2 separate regions of the Homo sapiens genome follow, and region 1 is linked to region 2. A link is a loop called in an ENCODE intact Hi-C map of the cell type or tissue named here. Cell type or tissue: mammary epithelial cell. All regions are shown on one strand. Links, peaks and the distances in the headings refer to the core of each region. The heading gives the core; the rest is flanking DNA.

Region 1 (10,774 bases), core at 2,430-7,429, 51 kb before region 2:
AGATATTCATAAATGTGACAAATGAACAGCAGGATTATGAATTATCAAAGGAAAAAGTATTTGCTGAGGTGAAAAAATCTGATGTTTGAGGAAGTTTTTATTTTTATTTATTTGTTTTGTTTTTTTTTTTTTGAGGCAGACTCTCTGTCGCCAGGCTTCTCCTGCCTCAGCCTCACGAGTAGCTGGGACTACAGGCATGCACCACCACGCCCAGCTAATTTTTGTATTTTTAGCAGAGACAGGGAGGAAGTTTTTATTTTTATAAACAAAATCTGATGTTCAGAGGCCCCGTTTCTTACAATAAATGTTGAGTCTTAGTTAAGCAGGAATTTATGAACACCCATTTCCTGACTTTTTGCTTTAATTTAGATTTTTCTCCATCCTGTTTCTAGCACAAAAATTTGCCTGCTGTGTTACAAAAATAAATTTATGTTGTCCTGTGCCATAAAGTGATATATTTAATATTTTTATTCTTTGGTTTTGAACATTGTAAGTTCCTAAAAACATTTTATTAAACAAGTAGACATTTTGTTATTAAAAAAATGTGATCTGTAATTTCTTTGTGCAGAATGATTTGAAGTATTGTATTCAGTTTACATGCGTTATTGGTTTATAATTAATATCTAATGAAAATACATGTTGTTATATTGTAAACCATATTGTCTGTTCTTATTATTAGAGCTCTTAATCAGCACACCTTTTGAGTCAGTATATAATACATGTAGTAAAGAAAAAAAGGGCAAAGATGATTAATGACCATAAGTCAGAGAAATTAGTTTATAGTCATCTGCCACAGACATAGTAGTGATGTTTCGTCCAACAACAGACCGCATATATGACCGTGGTCCCATATTACTATATTTTTACTGTGCTTTATCTATGTTTGGATACACAAGTACTTACCATCATTTTACAGTTGTTTACAGTATTAGGTACAGTAACATGCTCTACAGGTTTGTAGCCTAGGAGCAATAGGCCATACCAAATAGCCTAAGTTTGTAGTAGGTGACATCAACTAGGTTTGTACAAGTACATTCTGATGTTCACATAGTGACAAAATTGCCTAAGGAAGCATTTCTCAGAATTTGTTCCTGTGATTCAGTGATACATAACAGTACTTGCAAATGCCTGTCCATTTTACAGACGGAAAAAAAAAAAAAAAAAGTTGAGAAGAAAATGGGGTTATTGTAACTGGCTAGGTTGGTAGGTTCCAAACCTGGGTGATAACAGAGTCGCCTAGGAAATTAAAAATACAGATTTTTGGAAACCACTCCTTGAATTCTGATTTATTACATCTGTAATAATATATAAAGATCCTCTGTAAACAGGAGTTCTGGTGATTTCTGCCATGCAGGTGGTTTGAGAATTAATGAGAAGGCCACCTTTTCACTTTGTAGAAGAACAGAATGAGGTCTAAGGGGTCAAAGTAAGTAGAATATGTTCTGGAATCTTGGACAGTGCACTTTCCAATGCTTGGTAAGTAGCCTGAGGTGAAGGTGCTAGCTAACAGTCTCACTCACTGCACAACCTTTGAAGTTTTTCTCCGGGAGGTGGGGGGCAGCCCCCGCCCGGCCAGCCGCCCCGTCTGGGAGGTGGGGGGCAGCCCCCGCCCGGCCGCTGCCCCGTCTGGGAGGTGGGGGGCGCCTCTGCCCGGCCGCCCAGTCTGGGAAGTGAGGAGCCCCTCTGCCCGGCCGCCACCCCGTCTGGGAGGTGTACCCAACAGCTCATTGAGAACGGGCCATGATGACGATGGCGGTATTGTCGAATAGAAAAGGGGGAAATGTGGGGAAAAGAAAGAGAGATCAGATTGTTACTATGTGTAGAAAGAAGTAGACATAGGAGACTCCATTTTGTTCTGTACTAAGAAAAATTCTTCTGCCTTGGGATGCTGTTAATCTATAACCTTACCCCCAACCCCCTGCTCTCTGAAACATGTGCTGTGTCCACTAAGGGTTAAATGGATTAAGGGCGGTGCAAGATGTGCTTTGTTAAACAGATGCTTGGAAGCAGCATACTCGTTAAGAGTCATCACCACTCCCTAATCTCAAGTACCCAGGGACACAAACACTGCGAAAGGCGGCAGAGCCCTCTGCCTAGGAAAACCAGAGACCTTTGTTCACATGTTTATCTGCTGACCTTCCCTCCACTATTGTCCTATGACCCTGCCAAATCCCCCTCTCCCGAGAAACACCCAAGAATGATCAATAAATACTAAAAAAATTTTAAAAAAAAAGTTTTTCAAGTCAAACATTCTTTAGATAAGTTTTTCTTAGAACTAGCTGTTCAAAAGAAACGTTAGTGGGAAGAAAATGCAATCCTATTTAATTCCTCTACTCCAATATTAAGATATTAAAACTTAATATCTTCGCGTAAAAAGATGTTTTTTACGCGAGGACCTTGAAGTATTCCTGAATTGGAAGCATTGTTATACTTTAATGGAGTGATTCTAAGTTAACTGATAGTGTTCCTGAGGCCATTTATAAAACCACACAAAAAATAATGATTTATATATGTAATTCATCCTAAAGAAATCTGTTGAACATCTACTGTGTGTCAAATATTTTGACGGATAATTTCATTTTTATTTACCCATTCTTTATAACAATTCCAGGTTATTTTCCCCTTTTATAGAAAAAGAAAGAGGCTTAAGTTGAGATTTGAAATTTAAACCCATGATTTGACCCAAACTCTGCACATTATACGGAGAAATTTTTAGTATATATTTTCTGTGATATACTAGATGCGTATTGAATCGCAGATTAAAAGTAAGAAAATATGTAAGGCTTAAATTCCATGTCAGAGTACTGACTGTGTGTAATGATAATGAATGGCCTTACTTTTTTAATACGTGGTGTATATATGGTATAAATATGATAAAATTCTAGGATATTAATTATAAACCAACCAGTAGTGGGAGTAGGGACTATGCCGCCATATTCATTAGCCTATCAGACATTGTGTTTTTTAATTTTAGTGTATTTTGCAAGTGAAGCTGCAAGGTTAGTCTCCTAATAGCCCACTTTTTCTACTAGATTGCTGCCCATAAACTTCTTTAATACAGAAATTCTGGAAGTGCCCTCTATTGGTTAGTGCTGGTGATGGGTAAATCATTACTCAAACTAGGCCATTAAACCATTAATTGAAATAAATACTCTTGAAAAGTTCAATCTATCCAACCTATTAACCATATCCTTCAAATTGACTAAGGTTCTCTTACCGTCAAATCTGTTACTCCTGATTTTCCTTTCTTGATGTATCAAGACAATCACAAAATTCTCTTGATGTTGTTAACAGAATATCTCAGCCATCCCCACTGTAACAAAAGCCCTCATCTTCTCGTTTATACTAAGAGCCTCTAGTCTCTTCATTTCCTCTTTCACACTTGCTGTAATGAGTTTTTTTATGCCATTTCATTAATCAAAATCCTACTGAATAAAAAATCTACACTGTCTGTGACATACGAGGCCCTTCATGAACTGGTCTGTGTTAGAGTCATCTGCTACTACTACTCTCTTCCTTACAGTTTCCTTCCCTAATTTACACCGCAGCTACACTGAACCACAAATAATGTTTAGTTATCTGTGATGTGCCATGTTCTTATGCTTTCATTTCTTTACTTACCCCATTTGTCTGCCTGGAAAACCTAGGATTTATTCTTTAAGATCAAAAGCCATTGAGCCTTTCCTCCCTCCTCCAAAGCAGTAGGTATTAACTGTCTAAGCAATTTTACATTTTGTATATTCCTCCATTCTAGCAATTACTAAATACAGAATTACTTGTCTCTAAAATATAAATTTTATAAAAGTCTAAGACCATGACTGAAACTAGGTTTCCAAATCGCTTTGCCCATAAACAAAAAGTACTTTATAATTGAAAAACTACATAAAAGAATATTTTGAAAATTAGAACTGTGTCTCATACATAAAGTAACTGCTTTTCACCAGATTATTTGGTTAACCGGTATACCCATGTTGCCCACTGTTTCTTGTAGCAGAAATTTACTTAAATTAACTACTTTTTTTAATTGTAAAACATTCTCTTATTTTTAAACAAACATTATTAGCTATATGCTGCATATTGTTAAATACTGGAGACGAAACATGATTAACATCCATTCATTCCCATTTCTTGGACTTTCCCAAATTTATACATTTCAAAAACACCAAAATTACCTGGTCTAGTAATCATGGACATGAAGATGTGTAACGAATCCCTTTTTATATGCTGGGCACAGTGTGAGGCACTTTACAGACATTGACTCATTTAATCCTTAATCCCTTCACAAATGCCAGTGTTAATTTCTTCACTTTACTGTTCAGGAAGCTGAGACTTCAGTTAATATGTTTAAGGTTACGGTGAGATTGACTCCTAGGTCTGTATGATTATAAAGTCCACAATGTGTATCATGTATTTATCATCAGTTTGCCTAGAATTGTATTGAAATACTTTTTCAAAATAAAATGAGCACATCTGGAATGAGCCTCATAGATTGCTATTTAATATTTCTGTGATCTCACTTTGCTTGCAAAGTTTAACATTCAGCAATCCACACAAACACTGCACTTATAGACTCCTTTTCAGTAAATATACACATTTATAGCAACAAAGAGAATGGTGAACATTTTAAAAGTAGATGTATGGCCCTATTATCTGCTTTGCTACATAGAGGATGTAATTTTGTTACTAGATGCAAAACACTGGCTAAGGTTGGCAGACAAATTCAGAGAGCCAGTTTTTGGCATAAATCTCTCATTTTTTGGCAAAACTTGTTAGCAGTGTAAAAGCTGTTATTGAGAGCATATTGTGATGATACATCATGTCAATATTTGTTTGGCTGAGTAACACTTGGATTTAATAAATTAATTCTTAAATGCACAATTTACAACTGATGAGCTGTGTTAGAAATAAACTAATTTTTGTTGTCAGTGCCACAGACATTTTGACAAGTCTCTAGTGGAGATACTAGCTTCTCTGATTTTTTAGATAAACGGATGGATGGATTAGGACTTTCTGAATTATCTGTAGATGTGCACATTACGTAGAAATGAAACATAAGAGACAATGAATGAGTAATTAAATGAGTCACATAGGGAAATTAACCAAAAGGACTGTAGAGAGGTCACATTGTTCTTGTGGGGAACTATATCCTTCAGTAAGGAAATACCTTATTTGTTTCTCAAAGCAATAAAAAATGAAGGCTTCAGGGAGCTGTAGTCACTATGACAGATCTGGTGTATTGCTGTCAATTCCACATACACGCAAAATTTAATCTAGAACTTTCATAATCCTGCTGTATGGGTTGGAGTAGAGAGCAAAAGAAGTGACAGACTCCCTTCAATAAAAATTGCTAAAGGCTTAATTGCAGTTGCTTCCCAACATGGAAATAATTATGTTCCAAATATTTTTATTTAATTTTTAAATTAAGCCAGTACCTTGATACCTATGAAAGGGTAATACCTGTATTCATAGAACCTTGCATTTGGGAAGTTATTTTCTAAAGTGTAATCCATCTCCCTATTATTTCCTAGTAAGATTGTATTTCTGAAACCATTAAAAAAATAGTATTTCACAGGAACTTCAATAAAATGAACCAGATTCTAAGGATGCCATCCTCTTGCTGTAAACAAATAAATAAATGTAAAATTCCAATCTATTATTCCTTACCTTCTATACTTTCTAGAGTTGACCCTTAAAGAATGTGGAGGTTCAAGGCCTTGACCCTTTGCACAGTCAAAAATCTGCATATAACTTTTGACTCTCCAAAAATTTTACTAATAGCCTACTGTTGACCAGAAGCCTTAGCAATAACATAAACAACACATATTTCATAGGTTATATACTGTATCTTTAAGCTACAGGAAAGAAAATTTTAAGGAAAAGAAAATATAGTATTCATTAAGTGGACGTGCATCATCATAAAGGTCTTCATCTTTGTCTTCACATTGAGTAGTCTGAAGAAGAGGACGGGTTAGCAGAGGCAGAAGAAAATCCATGTATAAATGGACCCATGTGGTTCAAACCTGTTTTGTTCAAGGGTCAACTGTACATTTTACCTTCATTATATACCTTCTATCTCCACCCACACTGTCACCAAAAAACATGGCTTTGTTCTGAAAAGCTGGGAGTCCCCTAAAGATTTTCCTAAAATGCAGTTTCTTTGCTCCATTTTGAAGCATTCTTTGCAATTGGTCAAATCAGCATTTAGCTTTGTTGCCTCTCCTTGTCCTCAGTCTACCTAGACAGACCTTACATCTCTTTCCTTTTTGAGTGTGAGATATTTTTTAACCCTAACTAATGCTTTTGCTAATTTCAAACAGTCCCAAACATCATCTCCTATTTTACTTGACTATACTATTTAATAGTGAGTTTATATTGACCCTTCCAAACATAGGGATTGAGGAGTATCCTAGAATAAAAAGGAATGTTTTCCATATTGTCAAATGCAACAAGACTTGAATAAACCTATAATTAGTAGATCCTTCCTCTAGATACAATTATAGTTCTGGAGCAGTTGCCAGAATTTGATGTGCCAATGAAATATATAGGGCGATGTTCCAAGGGTAATTAACATCATCACCATTTTAAACTATTTTATCTCTTGGGTTAAAATGGGTTATAATTAATTTTTGAGGGTTATGTAGTTAGTGCCAAATGAATGTGTCAGATAATGAGTGCTATAGCAATGGTTGACTGTTGTAGTGCTGTTATAGATGACTTCACAGTGGGGGGGGTGATTTTAGCAGGAACATTAAGGGAAGGCATATGGAAAGACATTCATGAATTTAGTAAGCATGAATTTAATCAGTAAGCACTTTATTTTTATCCACTACTCTTACTGATAACTAGACAAAGTGCATGGAGCTGATAGCATAACGGGGGAGAAAGCCAGTAAATCAATAAGCAAATATGTCAAGTGCTATTTTTTTAAGTCAAAGCACAGCATTTCAGTTAAGGTGATAAGGAATAAGTGCTATTTTGGATAAGATGATAAGGAATACCCTTATGTAATTGTGTGGAAGAACAGTACTCCAGATAGTAGGAAGAGAAAAGGTAAGCTGCCTTATAGAAAAACTTCAGTTGGCCCATGCACATATGAGGAGACTTCAAATATCTTGTGGAAAAAAAATGGAATTAAAAGATTTTTTAAAAGTAAATTCTATTACTTAATAGAATCTGTCAAGTTCAAGACATGTTTATAAGTGATGAGACCAGCCATTTAGTTTATCCCTGAAGAACTGAGGGTCCTGGAAATGTAGCCATGTCAATGTAGTCTTTTTTATTGGTTGAAGAAAAAACAAATAAGTGCCCTTTAAAGATTTTTTTAAGATTAGGAAACAAAAAGAAGGACCCAATCAGGACTGTAAGGTGAATGCCTAGTGATTTCCCACCCAAACTCTAGCAAAATTTCCCTTGTTTGATGAGAGTCAGCAGCAGCCAGATTTCTTCTTTTTGCTTAGTCTTGCTTTGGCTATGTGGGCTCTTTTTTGGTTCCACATGAATTTTAGAATTGTTTTTTCTAGTTCTGTGAAGAACGATGGTAGTATTTTGATGGGAATTGCATTGAATTTGTAGATTGCTTTTGGCAGTATGGTCATTTTCACAATATTGTTTCTACCCATCCATGAGCATGGGATGTGTTTCCCATTTGTTTGTGTTGTCTATGATTTCTTTCAGCACTGTTTTGTAGTTTTCCTTGTAGAGGTCTTTCAGCCTCTTGGTTAGGTATATTCCTAAATTTTTCTTTTTTTTTTTTTCAGCTATCAAAAAAGGGGTTGAGTTCTTGATTTGATTCTCAGCTTGGTCCCTGTTAGTGTATAGGAGAGTTTGTGTACATTAATTTTGTATCCGGAAACTTTTGTTGAATTCTTTTATCAGTTCTAAGAGCTTTTTGGAGAAGTCTTTAGAGTTTTCTAGGTTTACAATCATATCATCAGCAAACAGCGACAGTTTGACTTCCTCTTTACCAATTTGGATGCCCTTTATTTCTTTCTCTTTTCTTACTGCTCTGGGTGGGACTTCCAGTACTATGTTGAAGAGAACTGGTGAGAATGGGCATCCTTGTCTTATTCCAGTTCTCAGAGGGAATGCTTTCAACTTTTCCCCATTCAGTATTATGTTGGCTGTGGGTTTGTCATAGACGGCTTTTATTACATTGAAGTATATCCCTTGTATAATGATTTTGCTGAGAATTTTTATTATAAAGGGAAGCTGGATTTTGTCAAATGCTTTCTCTGCATCTATTGAGATGATCATGTGATTTTTGTTTTTAATTATGTTTATGTGTTGTATCAAATTTATTGAGTTGTGTATGTTAAACCGTCCCTGCATCCCTGGTATGAAACCCACTTGATCATGGTGGATTATCTTTTGGATATGTTGTTGGATCCAGTTAGCTAGTAATTTTGTTAAGGATTTTTGCATCTATGTTCATGAGGGATATTGGTCTGTAGTTTTTCATTTGTTTGGTTGGTTGGTTATGTCATATCCTAGTTTTAGTATTAGGGTGATACTGGCTTCATAGAATGATTTAGGGAGGATTCCCTCTTTCCCGATCTTGTGAAATAGTGTCAACAGAATTAGTACCAATTATTCTTTGAATGTCTGTTAGAATTCAGCTGTGAATCCATCTGGTTCTGGACTTTTTTTTTTAATTACCATTTCAATTTTGCTACTTGTTATTGGTCTGTTTTGGTATCTAATTCTTCCTGATTTAAACTAGGAGGGTTGTATCTTTCCAGAAATTTATCCATCTCTTCTGTTTTCTAGTTTATGCATGTAAAGGTGTTTATAGTAGCCTTGAATGATCTTTTGTATTTCTGCGGTGTCAGTTGTAATATCTCCCATTTCGTTTCTAACTGAGGTTATTTGAATTTTTTCTCTTTTCTTGGTTGATCTTGCTAATGGTTTATCAATTTTGTTTATCTTTTCAAAGAACCAGCTTTTTGTTTCTTTTATTTTTTTGCATTGTTTTGTTTGTTTGTTTCAATTTCATTTAGTTCTGCTCTGATCTTGGTTATTTCATTTAAGGCTATAGTCACCAAAACAGCATGGTACTGGTATAAAAATAGGCACATAGACCAATGGAACAGAATAGAGAATGCAGAAATAAACCCAAATACTTACGGTTAACTGATCTTTGACAAAGCTAACAAAAAAATAAACTGGGGAAAGGACACCCTATTCAACAAATGGTGCTGGGATAATTGGCAAGCCGCATGTAGGAAAATAAAAGTGGATCATCATCTCTCATCTTATTAAAAAATCAACTCAAGATGGATGAAGGACTCAAATCTAAGACCTGAAACTATCAAAAGTCTAGAAGGTAAATTTGGAAAAACCCTTCTAGACATTGGCTTAGGCAAGAATTTCATGACCAAGAACCCAAAAGCAAATGCAATAAAAACAAAGATAAATAGCTGGGACTTAATTAAACTAGAGGGCTTTTGCATGGCAAAAAAAAAAAAAAAAAAAAAAAACAGTGAGCAGAGTAAACAGACAACCCCACAAAGCGGGAGAAAATCTTCACAAACTATATATCTGACAAAGGACTAATATCCAGAATCTATAATGAACTCAAACAAATTAGGAAGAAAAAAAGCAATCATATCAAAAAGTAGGCTAAGGACATGAATAGACAATTCTCAAAAGAAGATAAACAAATGGCCAACAAACTATTAAAAAATGCTCAACATCACTAGTGATCAGAGAAATTCAAATCAAAACCATAATGTGATACCACCTTACTCCTTTAAGAATGGCCATAATCGAAAAATCAAAAAATAATTGATGTTGGCATGGATGTGGTGAACAGGGAACACTTCTACACTGCTGGTGGGAATGTAAACTAATAAAACCACTATGGAAAACAGTGTGGAGATTTCTTAAAGAACTAAAAGTAGAAATACCATTTGATCCAGCAACCCCACTACTGGGTATCTACCTAGAGGTAAAGCAGTCATTATACAAAAAAGATACTTGCACACACTTGTTTATAGCAGCACAATTTGCAATTGCAAAAATATGGAACCAACTCAAATGTCCATCCATGATTGGATAAAGAAACTATGGTATATGTATACAATGGAATACTACTCAGCCATAAAAAGGAATGAATTAATGGCATTTGCAGCAACGTGGATGAGACTGGATATTATTATCATAAGTGAAGTATCTCAGGAATGGAAAATCAAACATAGTATGTTCTCACTCATAAGTGGGAGATAAGCTATGAGGATGCAAAGGCATAAGAACGGCACAATGGACTTTGGGGACCCAGGGGAAAGGGTGGGAAGGGGGTGAGGGATAAAAGACTACAAATTGGGTGCAGTGTATACTGCTTGGGTGATGGGTGCACCAAAATCTCACAAATCACTACTAAAGAACTTAGTCATATAACCAAACACCATCTGTTCCCCAATAAGCTATGGAAATAAAAAATAATAATAAAAGAGTCATCAGCAGCAACACTGTCCTGGTGGAGAAAGATTCTCTGGAGAAACTTTCCCAGTTATTTTTTTGCTAACACTTTGGCTAACTTTTAAAAAACATTCTCATAATAAGCAGATGTTATCATTCTTTAGCTCTTCAGAAAATCAACAAGTGAAACGCCCCGGGCATCACGAAAACCTGTTGCCGCGACCTTTGCTATTGACCAGTCCATTTGTGTTTTGACTGGACCACTTCCACCTCTTGGTAGCTGTTGTTTTTACTATGCTTTGTATTCTGGATTGTACTGGTAAAGCTATGTTTCTTCTCCTGTTAAAATTCTTCAAAG
Region 2 (10,774 bases), core at 2,702-7,701:
ATGTACAAAGCCTCCACACTTAAAAGTATAAAATGTCAAAAGTATAAAATATTACTAGAAAATGTAAAAGACACATGCACAAAACAGAGAGATATATTCGCAAATTTGAAGACTCAATGTTGTTAAGATGTCAATACTTTCTAAAATTATTTATACATTCCATGAAATTGCAGTCAAACGCCAAACAGACATTTTGTAAAAATTTAAAATATAATTTTCATATGTATATGGAAATATAGAAGAGCCGTAATAGCCAAAGCAATTTTAAAAATAATTGTGTTAGAAATCTTTTACTAGCTGGTTTCACAATTTATCATAAAGCTATTGCAATCAGGACAATATGGTCTTGGCACAATGATAGGCAAAGAGGTCAATGGAATCTAGAAATAGATCCACATACATATAGTAAATTCATTTTCAGCAAAGGCACTGAAGTAATTCAATGTGTAATGAATAATCTTTTCAACAAATGATGCTGGAAGAACTGGAGAATCATATAAGAAAAATTGAATCTCGGTTCAACTCCACTAAAATTAATTTGGTATGGATCACAAACCTAGACATAAAAGCTAAATGCAAAACTTCTAGAGAAAATGAAGGAATGTGTATATGACCTTGGTTTAAGGAAGTATTTCTTACATAAGACTCAAAGGATTAACAATAAAATTTAAAGATCAATAAAACAGAGTTTACCAAAAATGTAGAACTTCTATTCTTCAAAAGATACTATTAAGAAAATAAAATTTTAATCTATAACCTGGAAGAAAAAAATATGTATTATCCTATGACTCAGTAATAAAACAAATATTCAAAAGTGTGAATGGAATTTTGAAACAAGAAAAGATGTTAGTGACCAATAAACAGAAAAATATGTTCAACATAATTAGCTATCAAAGGAATTAAAACACCGTGAAATGTCACACTAGGGGGGGCGAGAGTTAAAACGTCTGATAATGCTAGGTGTTGACAAGGATGAAGGGCAAATGGAACTCTCTTACATTGCTAATAAGAATATAAAGTTGTGCACTTTGCAAAACAGTTTAACAGTGTCTTATATAGCTAAAGAAAAAATTTGTGATTTAGCAATTCTACTCCTACATTTTTACCATTTTTACCTAAGATAAAAGATATATGTCACAAAATAATGGCATAGGTGTGTCCATTGTAGATTTCTTCATAATAGAACAAAACTGGAAACAATCCACATTTCCATCAATAGGTGAATGAACAAATTGTGATATATTCACACAAATACATTCAGCAATAACAAAAATATATGCAACAATATGAGTGAACCTTAAAAAAACATAATCTTCTTTTCCAGGATCTAAATAAAACATAATCTTGTTTCCTACGATCTAGAAAAAACATAATCTTGAATGAAAAAGCTCAGTATAAAATAAAATGTTATATTATTTCATTTATGTTATATTATTCCATTTATATGAAGTTTAAAAATGGGCAAAGCTAACCTATAATCATATGACTTAAAAGTGACATTGCCTTTGGGCTGCATAAAAGGGGTTCAACTTCAAAGGGCAAGGGTACAAGAGAACTTCCTGTGGTGTTAGAATATATATAGTTTATTTTATATATAATAAAATGTAATTATATAGTTTATGTATATAAATAATGTTTTTTGTTTCCAAGATATATGTATTTATCAAAACCCACTGAACTCTATAATTAAAATGGATATTTTAAATGTATATGTTATATATTGAATATATAAATTATATATGCAAACAGAATTTTAATTGTTATTAATAGCTAGGCATTTACAACTCATGTAAATGAATTAAATGTCATTCAATCTCACAGCACAGTGGTTACGCTGTGGGGTTTAATCTTAAACTATACCCTGCACTAATTTCTGGAAATTTATGTTGTTGCCCTGGAAAGTACTACCTTATAGACTGTGGTTGTGGAAAGACTAAATGAGATCATGTATGTAAAGCACATACATTAAAGGGCTTATCTCAGTAACTGATAGCTACTTTGAAACAAATGTCTGAAAAAAGTTAGTGAGGACTGTGAATGTACATGGATTAAGCATGCTGTTGAGAGGCATGTGTCACCTTAAGCCTTGGTGTGCTATTTATAGGTGCTCTTGGTGCAGTCCAGGAACTGAAAGACTTGCAACCTCACGACCTTCATTTCCTCCCCTGTACGCAGAGTCTGTCATCCTTCTCATAGAGGAACACAACGAGGTAATCGCACTGTTCCATCTCTCAAACCTGTGCTTTACAGCAGGGGCACCCGCACAAACCATGACACACTCAGGGAGAATCAGAAAACACTACTGTGATTTACTTCTACTGGGGACTTTAGAGGCAGAATTTTGGCTTCCATTCTGTTAAGTGACTCTAAGAAGAAAAAAAATAGGATTCATTTTGTTTTCTAGACCCTAGGTTAATCTTCCTAAACTACCAGTTTTGCATGGGTAAGGGGGCAGCTCACCAAAGGGTCTGAATTCATCTGAATTCACTTTGTGATACTATTTAATGAAAATCATTATGTAATCTTTCATCTAAAATTATTTTGTAAAATCTTAGTGTGATTATGAAAAATACCCATTTACCTTTTTTTATTATTCAAGGAAAAATAGGTATTCTGACACATATATTTCAAAAGACATAATAATGTATCCAAAAGTACAGTTTTCAATAAAGATAACTAAAACAGTATGGCCATCAGGGAGAATGGAGATTTTTATCTGTTCTTTTTTTTTTTTCCTCTGGGATTTTTAGGTCTTTCTGCCCAGGAGCAGTGTCAGCACTGGATATAGTGTGCTTGGACATGTTTTATGAAAGAAAATGAGGAAAGGATTTATTGGTCTTTATGGGTTTAGGGCAATCTCCCTGATTCCAGTAAATTATTTAAATTGGAAATGACCTGAGCCATTTATTCCTTTTCAAAAAGAAAGAGAAAGTTCTTCAGTTCACCCCGATAGAAATGAGAGCTTAATCTTATCATAAAACTGACAATTAGCTTTTGCTCACTGAGTTAATTTTATATTATGAAGTGAAAGTAGTCCAACAATTCACTAAGTGATGAGTAGAGAGGTCTTGGTATCCCAGATTAGTAGTCAAAACACTTCAGAAATAAAATTCTGCCTTTCCTGAGTAGGCTGACATATTGTAATTCCTGTGTTTTAAAGTCTGATACCTGATAATAATATAGTCTGTAATTACTGACTTCTGAGAAATAGTGGGCTCTTTACTCTTCCTCTGTAACACACTGTTCAATTCTCATCTTCCAGACTTAATGTAATCCCTTAATTTTACTCTGTTCCATCTTTTAATCTTCCCATCAGCTTAATTTTTATCCCATGCATGTGCCCTTGCCTACAAATTATTTTCATGGCTTTGTTTTCTTCTTATTATTATATTAAATTATAAATTTGGGGAAAATTGTCACATGAATCTCACTGGATTACTGTGAGAATTAAATGAGATAATGCCAAAAAAGTGCTTAGGACATTGGTTGGCACATATTCCTCAATGAATGTAAACTCTGGTGTGTGATAAACTGCTTGTGCAGAGGGTCTTTATCTTTAAAACCTTATATATAGTAATTAGTACCGATCCATGCAATCGCTGCCTAAATAAATTCTGTCCAATAAGTTCATGAGAATGATTTAATTGTTTAGGGTCTCACTATGTCACCCAGGCTGGAGCACAATGATGGCATCATAGTTCACTGCAGCCTCAAACTCCTGGGCTCAAGTGGTCCTCCTGCCTCAGCCTCATGAGTAGCTGGAACTCCTTCATGGCCGGCTAATTTATTTTATTTTTTTTGTACAGATGGAGTCTCGCTTTGTTGCCCAGGCTGGCCTAGATCTCCTGGCCTCAAGGGATCCTTTCCCCTTGGCCTCCCAAATTGCTGAGATTACAAGTGTGAGCCAAGGTGCCTGGCCAAGAATGATTTAAATTGTGAACACGTGTGATGGCTTTTATTGGTACTTCCTTTTCTGAAGTTATAATTTATTTTTCATCTAAAGAGGCTCTGGGTTCTTAAGTGATAATTTTTAAAAACTGTTTTTCTTATTGGTGGGGGTAGGGGGTTACCAATGAGCAAATGCATCAAGTAGAAAAATGAACAAAACAAATCAGGGCAAACTCAGCAATGAGTCATCCGGATGTATAGCAATGCCATTAACTCTGGAAAATAGTTTTATTTGTAATCATACATTATCTTTCTGTTTTTAATAAGTATTCAATGAACAATAACTGACAACAAAATAAAATTTTAAATGTTAAGAGACTTGTGTTAACCCTGAAAGATAAACAGGTACATGCAGACAATGGAATATTTTTCAGTACAAAAAAGAAAAGAGCTATCAAGCTGTGAAAAGACATGAAGAAAACGTAAATACATTATTACTCATTGAAAGACGCTACATCCCATATGATTCCAACTCTATGACCTCTTGGAAAAGACAAAACTATGGAGACAGGGAAAAGATCAGTGATTACCAGGGTTGGAGTCAGGGAGGGATGAATAGGAAGAACACAGGGGATTTTCAGAGCAGCGCAACTTCCTGTATGATACTGTATTGGTGGATATATGCCACTATACATTTGTCCAAACCCATGGAGTGTACACCACCAAGAGGGAACCCTAGTGTAAACTGTAGACTCTGGGTGGTAATGATGTGTCACTGTAGGTTCATCATTTTGTAACAGATGCACCCCTCTGGTGGAAGATGTTGGTAATGGAGGAGGATATGCATACGGCAGGGGGAGGAGGAGGAGTATATGGCAAATCTCTCTACCTTCCAATTTTGCCATGAACCTGAAAATACTTTGAAAAAATAAAATAAAAAGCATAGAATGTTTGTGTGTTTAAGATATTCTTTACCTAATCTCAGCCTGATCAGCTTTTTCCCTTGCAACATGTAGAATTATAAAATTAGTAAAACTGACAGAACAGGTATTTTGATAGAGTGTGTGGGTTACTCTTTTTTATCCCACATACTCTGTGTTAGAATACAAAATATTTGAGGAAGGTAATGCCCTCTTTCAGTCATTTGTCCTTATTGCAAAAGCCCATTACCTTAAAAGAAGACTTTAAATATTGCTTAGGCCATAGATTCCTTTTTGGTATACCAGCAGTATGGCATAGTATTGCACTATGCTGGATTTCCCAAGTCATTCCTTTTTCTATGTAGAAGCTGTTTTTCTTTTCTCTAACTTCAGAGTGGCCAAGTGGCTCCTTTGACTATGACTAAGAGACCTATTTCAACATACTATATTTTTCCCCACACAAATAATTGCCCTGATTGAAGGGGCATCAATCACCCTGATTATAAGAAGTTCTTTGTGGAAACACTGAGAGAACTTGATTAGAGATTTTTAAAAACTACTCTAAGAAGTTGTACCTAACAGGTACCTAGCTGACATTTCTGAGTTCCTCCCAATATAAATAGAAGACTTCCACAGAGGCGACTACAGCGCATTTTATTGTTGGGCAGTAATATCAAATAATCATTGTCAACTTTTTTTTTTTTTTTTTTTTTTGAGATGGAGTCTCGCTCTGTCGCCCAGGCTGGAGTGCAGTGGCGCATCTCAGCTCACTGGAAGCTCTGCCTCCTGGGTTCATGCCATTCTCCTGCCTCAGCCTCCCGATTGTCAACTATTTTACCATGGTTTGAATGATTTATTCTTAAGACAATTTTTTAAAAACCTGTCATTAAAATCTCACTTAAATCTTATTATGACTTGTATGTTTTTGGAGTATACTTTGGCCACTGTGTCCTCTATTAGGATATTTCTACATTTATTTATTTAGTAAAAACCTAAAGTCACATTATTCTTTCTATGCCACTGGATAATATTGTTAAATTAGATAATATTGTTAAATTAGATTGTTAAAGCTGCCTCTGTACTTACATCCTTAACCTAACATAGTGTGTAAACAGACTGCAATCTAAATTAAGAGTATATTTTGTAACTTGTGGCTTAGTCTTAGCCAATCATAGTAGCTAAGCTTAAGCCAATCATAGTCTGTTAACTGGTCAGACCATGTGCAAATGTGGCAAATGCTGAGCCAAGCTGTAAATAATCAAGCTATTTCTGTATTTCATTTTTGTTTTCTGACAATTAATATTCCCTGTCCCTATAAAGTGAAGCTCCATGAACGTTGCTAAAAGAAAAACCTTAGACAAATTAAATTTAGCAGAGTTTAATTGAGCAAAGAAGGTTTCATGAATCGGGCAGCCTCCTGAGCCAGAGTGGACACAGAGAGACTCCAGTGCAGCCACGTAGTGGAAGAACATTTATGAACAGTAAAAGGAAAGTGACATACAGAAAACAGAAGTGAGATAAGAAACAGCCAGATGCATTACAGTTTGGCATTTGCCTTATTTGAACATGGTTTGAACAGTTGGCCACCTTTAATTGGACAGAACTCAGTGACTGACACAAGAGTAGGTTAGTCTGTTTACACATCAAGTGAGGTTTCAGTTTACTATGTATAGGGAAACTTTTAGGCTAAACTTAAAATAAGTAAGGAGGCAGGTTTAATATAAACTTAACAATTCTCCCCTTTTGGTCAACTTTGAGAAATAGACCAAAACATTAGGCATTGATGTCACTGTCATTATTGTAAATGTCAGGTAATTTTTTTTTTCTGTAAGGGTTAGAGTAGAGAGGACCTTTTTGTGTTGAATCTACTGTTTACAAGAGAAAAACAAAGCCAGGTCTATTTTAGGATCTATCTGAGTCAATGATTCAGTTTGATTATGTCATGTTTAGCATGAGTGACTCCATTTTGGTTTGACCTGGTCTGTTGGAGCCTACTTCACAAGCTCAGTTTGAAACAATGGCCTCCCATAATTTTGTTTAAAAAAATGTCCCCCTGGCCAGGCATGGTGGCTCACACCTGTAATCCCAACACTTTGAGAGGCCAAGGTGAGCAGATCACTTGAGGTCAGGAGTTTGAGACCAGCCTGGCCAACATGGTGAAACCTTGTCTCTATTAAAAATACAAAAATTAGCCAGGTGTGGTGATATGCACTTGTAATCCCAGTGACTTGGGAAGCTGAAGCAGGAGAATCACTTGAACCTGGGAGGTGGACATTGTAGTGAGCTATTGCGTCAGTGCACTCCAGCCTGGGCAACAGAGAAGACTTCATCTCACTTAGGTGAGAGTATAACTAAAACTTACGGTTTTAGTGCCACTCTCAGTTGCCATCATTTTGGGTTTCTGGTCTCAGTACATCATTCGTAGGGTACAGTGAGCTCATGGGTCATACATCTCTTTGAGTTTTTGTCATTCTGGTTGAATAGAGATCATTTGGCATTATATGGATGGCTACATCCAAACATTTAAAACTTCTTCGAGAATACAGTGCAGCTGGGAGACTACTATCATGACTATCAGGAAGTTGTTTAAAGAGTTTAGAGTATGCTCCTTAGCCAAGGTCCCCATGAAACAAACTAACTAAAATCAAATAGATCACAGAATGAGCTAGATAAGGAGTCTATTTTTTAAGCAAGCAGCCTTTTCATTAATTCCTTACAGCTGAATTTCTATAATGCCCAATGTATTCCTCCATGTACAACTTGAAGTATCAGCAGCTGCACAGGTAATTCTCTGTTTAGCCAATAAGTAATCAAGAGCAATTCTATTATTTAGCACAATGTTTTTACAAGAATTTAAAGTCTGCTGTGTAACCATAGCCTTTACAGTAGAATCTGCTATTGAGCCTTTTATAAAGAATAAATTTTTAATCATTGCCTTATTTACTCCAAACTATGGAAAAAGAGACCTAACAAATGCTACCCATCTAGAAGAGTGAAGGCCTCCTGGCAACATTCTCTTTAACCTATGATGTAGGTTAAGAGGAGTGGTCCAATGTTCTGTTTCTGACTGATTATGAAGCAACAAAGATACCATTAAAATTCCTAGCTCACATTGGCCCTTCATCTTCCATTTTTCAAGGCATAAAATTGTCCATATATTAGATTGGCTACAAAATCCTCCACAAATACAAATATACCCTACAAATGTACAAGAGAGATCCTTTTCAGTTCTCTTATTCATAGAGGCATAAGCAAGGAAAAATAGAGAGATCAGAGTCTCATAATAGCAGAGAAGTCTTGATCTGTGATACTGGGACAAAGCGTCCACTTTAAGGTTGTCATTTGCTTGTGGGGAGAAGCATCTCTAGTTAGCTTTACTTTAAGATCTCTGATGGGTGTACAGTTCCAAGAGTCTCAAGGGACCCTTCTGAGTTGTGATATTATGAACCCAAGGCCCAAGGTCCCAACGTTTTTCTGCTGTGTGGATGGCAAAGACAGTCTTTCTCTGATGTTGTTCTCAAAAGATACAATCTCTAAGTTCTAGATTATGAAGGGTTTGATTATTCTCAGTCAATAGAACATGAGAAGCTTTCTTTACCTGGTAAAAATATACCTTGGCATAATGTATTAAAGCATTGCAGCATTTAGCTCTATCAGAATTCAGTAGTGAAGGCTGCATGAGGTTCTATTATCAGGTTCATACACCTTCCAGTAAGACTATTTTATAAAGTGTCACCTTCTGTTTTACCTTGGAAGTGGATCTGAGTGTCATCAATCTGAAATATTTTTGACCAAAGCAATCCACTCAGTTCAGTTAGCTTTGCCTAAAGCTACTGTATCTAGAATACCTTATTAACTGTTTTACAACTTTCCAGTGAAACAAGTGCTTCTATCACTGAAGATTGCCCAGGAATGTTCCATGACAAAAATACATTTCATAATAACCTTTTAGCTACTGCTATGACATCAGCCCTCTGGCATGGGAAAGCTTTTATACAACCAGATAACATGCATTGCAAATGACGATATAATGAAAATCTTCTTTAAATGTTTAAATGTCCCATCAGGTAGCAGAGATATACCTGAAGTTTTGATTGTCTCCCCAGGAATATGGGTTTGACAAATCAAACACTAACTGTAAGCTATGTTAATGATTTAGAACAGCAACCAAATCAATATATATAATTTTAATTGGGATCATTTTATTTCTTTCATGATGAGTCATGGAATTCAAAGCTTTTAGTAATGACAGCTTTAAGGAGTCAGAAAGGACCAGGCAGCTGTTCAGGTTCTCCATGAGTCTAAGCTTAACAATGGACTTATGTTCTCCTTTTTTTTTTTTTTTTGAGATGGAGTCTCACTCTGTCGCACAGGCTGGAGTGCAGTGGCGCAATCTCAGCTCACTGAAAACTCCGCCTCCCAGGTTCAAGCGATTCTTCTACCTCAGCCTCCCAAGTAGCTGGGATTACAGGCACCCACCACCATGCCTGGCTAATTTTTGTATTTTTAGTAGAAACGGGGTTTTGCAATGTTGGCCAGGCTGGTCTCGAACTCCTGACCTCATGATCTGCCCGCCTCGGCTTCCCAAAGTGCTGGGATTACAGGCGTGAGCCACCACACCCGGCCTTATCTTCTCTTAAATACCAGTTTCTTTTTTCCAATTTAGGACATAGCACTGATAACTGATGAATTATCACAGATAGTTTGACTTGGACTATGGAGTTCATTCAAATTGCACATTTAAACAATTTCAATACTGGCTGATTTAGCATGAAAATCTAGCAAAGTATTTTCTTGGTTTTCAACTATTTTTTGTCCTGCTTGGGTTAGCAGTTTTACAAACCAGTCAGTCTCTTCATTAGAGTTCCGGGAATTCTTATCCAGTCCAAATGATATGATCCTAAAGCTATTAAAAACCTGTATTTAAGAGTGCTCATCAAGGTCCTTTCCATCATTTTCATGAATCTCTAAACACACAGTACTCTAGGATTTTGCGTGCTTGTGAAGTCTTCAGAAAGCGCATCAAAATTAAGCCATGAACTGTGGAAAAACTTAAAATGGTCATAAAGACACAATTGACAAGAAAATTTTGTTATTTCTGTGGCCTACAATTATTTAACATAACAGCAAAAAATATGAATGATAGCATAGATCCAAACATTTGAGAATTTTAGGAATTCTATACAATTTTGGAACAGATATTAATAACATTAATTAAAATATAACTCGAAAAAGGTTAAACATCATTTCTTATTTGACAATGTTTTCCACATAATTTGCCATATCAAAGAATCCTGTTTATCTCTGTTTTGAATGCTACAGGGTCCCTCTGTAGCATCCCAAAGTTATAGGTTAAAAAACAAAGATCTAATTTTGAAGCTAATTGCAGTGAGCCGAGATCACGCCACTGTACTCCAGCCTGGGCAACAGAGCGAGACACCGTCTCAAAAAGAAAAAAAAAAACAACTTTCTTTGTCCTATTTCTTAATGGGATCCTCTCTGAACCTGGTCATTTTAGCTAAGAAACAGCAGCTAAGTTAAATGCCTTTTTAAAAATATGTCTTTCTAGAATTTAACTGGCTATTTTGAAATGCTTTTGTAAAAGAATTTTACATCTATAAAAAGATCTCAAAAAATTAACTCAGAGCTAATTTTGATATCGGGAAGCCTGTCAAATATGTCAAAAGTTTAAAGCACTTGACCAAAATAGAATCACAGGTCATTATAAAATAATAGTCACTCTTTTAGCTATAGTGAATTAAAATATTTTAAAAAACAAACATGTTTACTATTTGATAGAGGAGACTGAGTTTTCCAAACAATCAAAAGATCCGACAAAGACTTCATGAGACAGAATCTATCTCTCTTTCTCTCTTCTCTTTTTTATTTTTTGCAGTTCACTAAGTTTATTTTTCTTACCTTTCGAGGAAATTGCAAAAAATAAAACGTCACTTATTAATATTACA

Evidence for each region. Hi-C counts contacts between places; a loop is a spot of excess contacts. Peaks named below come from ENCODE experiments on the same cell type or tissue, not always from the same donor. Only the 100,000 strongest peaks of a DNase experiment are listed, where the experiment ranks them.
Region 1: it touches region 2 in a loop (2.6-fold over the local background); 3 of 110 quality-filtered maps call a loop at or near these places.

What each region holds. Positions count from the first base shown.
Region 1 is chr13:38,362,350-38,373,123 of GRCh38, forward strand. UFM1 (ubiquitin fold modifier 1) reads left to right here. Exons shown (of 6, transcript NM_016617.4): 6 at 1-1,270. Among named protein-coding and RNA genes, the nearest start is that of UFM1, 18 kb to the left of the region's middle. RefSeq lists an enhancer at 1,775-2,283. In mammary epithelial cell, for the core only: no CTCF peak of the experiment used is centred there; a DNase peak (open chromatin) is centred at 5,112.
Region 2 is chr13:38,413,298-38,424,071 of GRCh38, forward strand. No RefSeq gene overlaps it. Among named protein-coding and RNA genes, the nearest start is that of UFM1, 69 kb to the left of the region's middle. RefSeq lists a silencer at 6,442-6,491. In mammary epithelial cell, for the core only: a CTCF peak has its summit at 4,711; no DNase peak of the experiment used is centred there.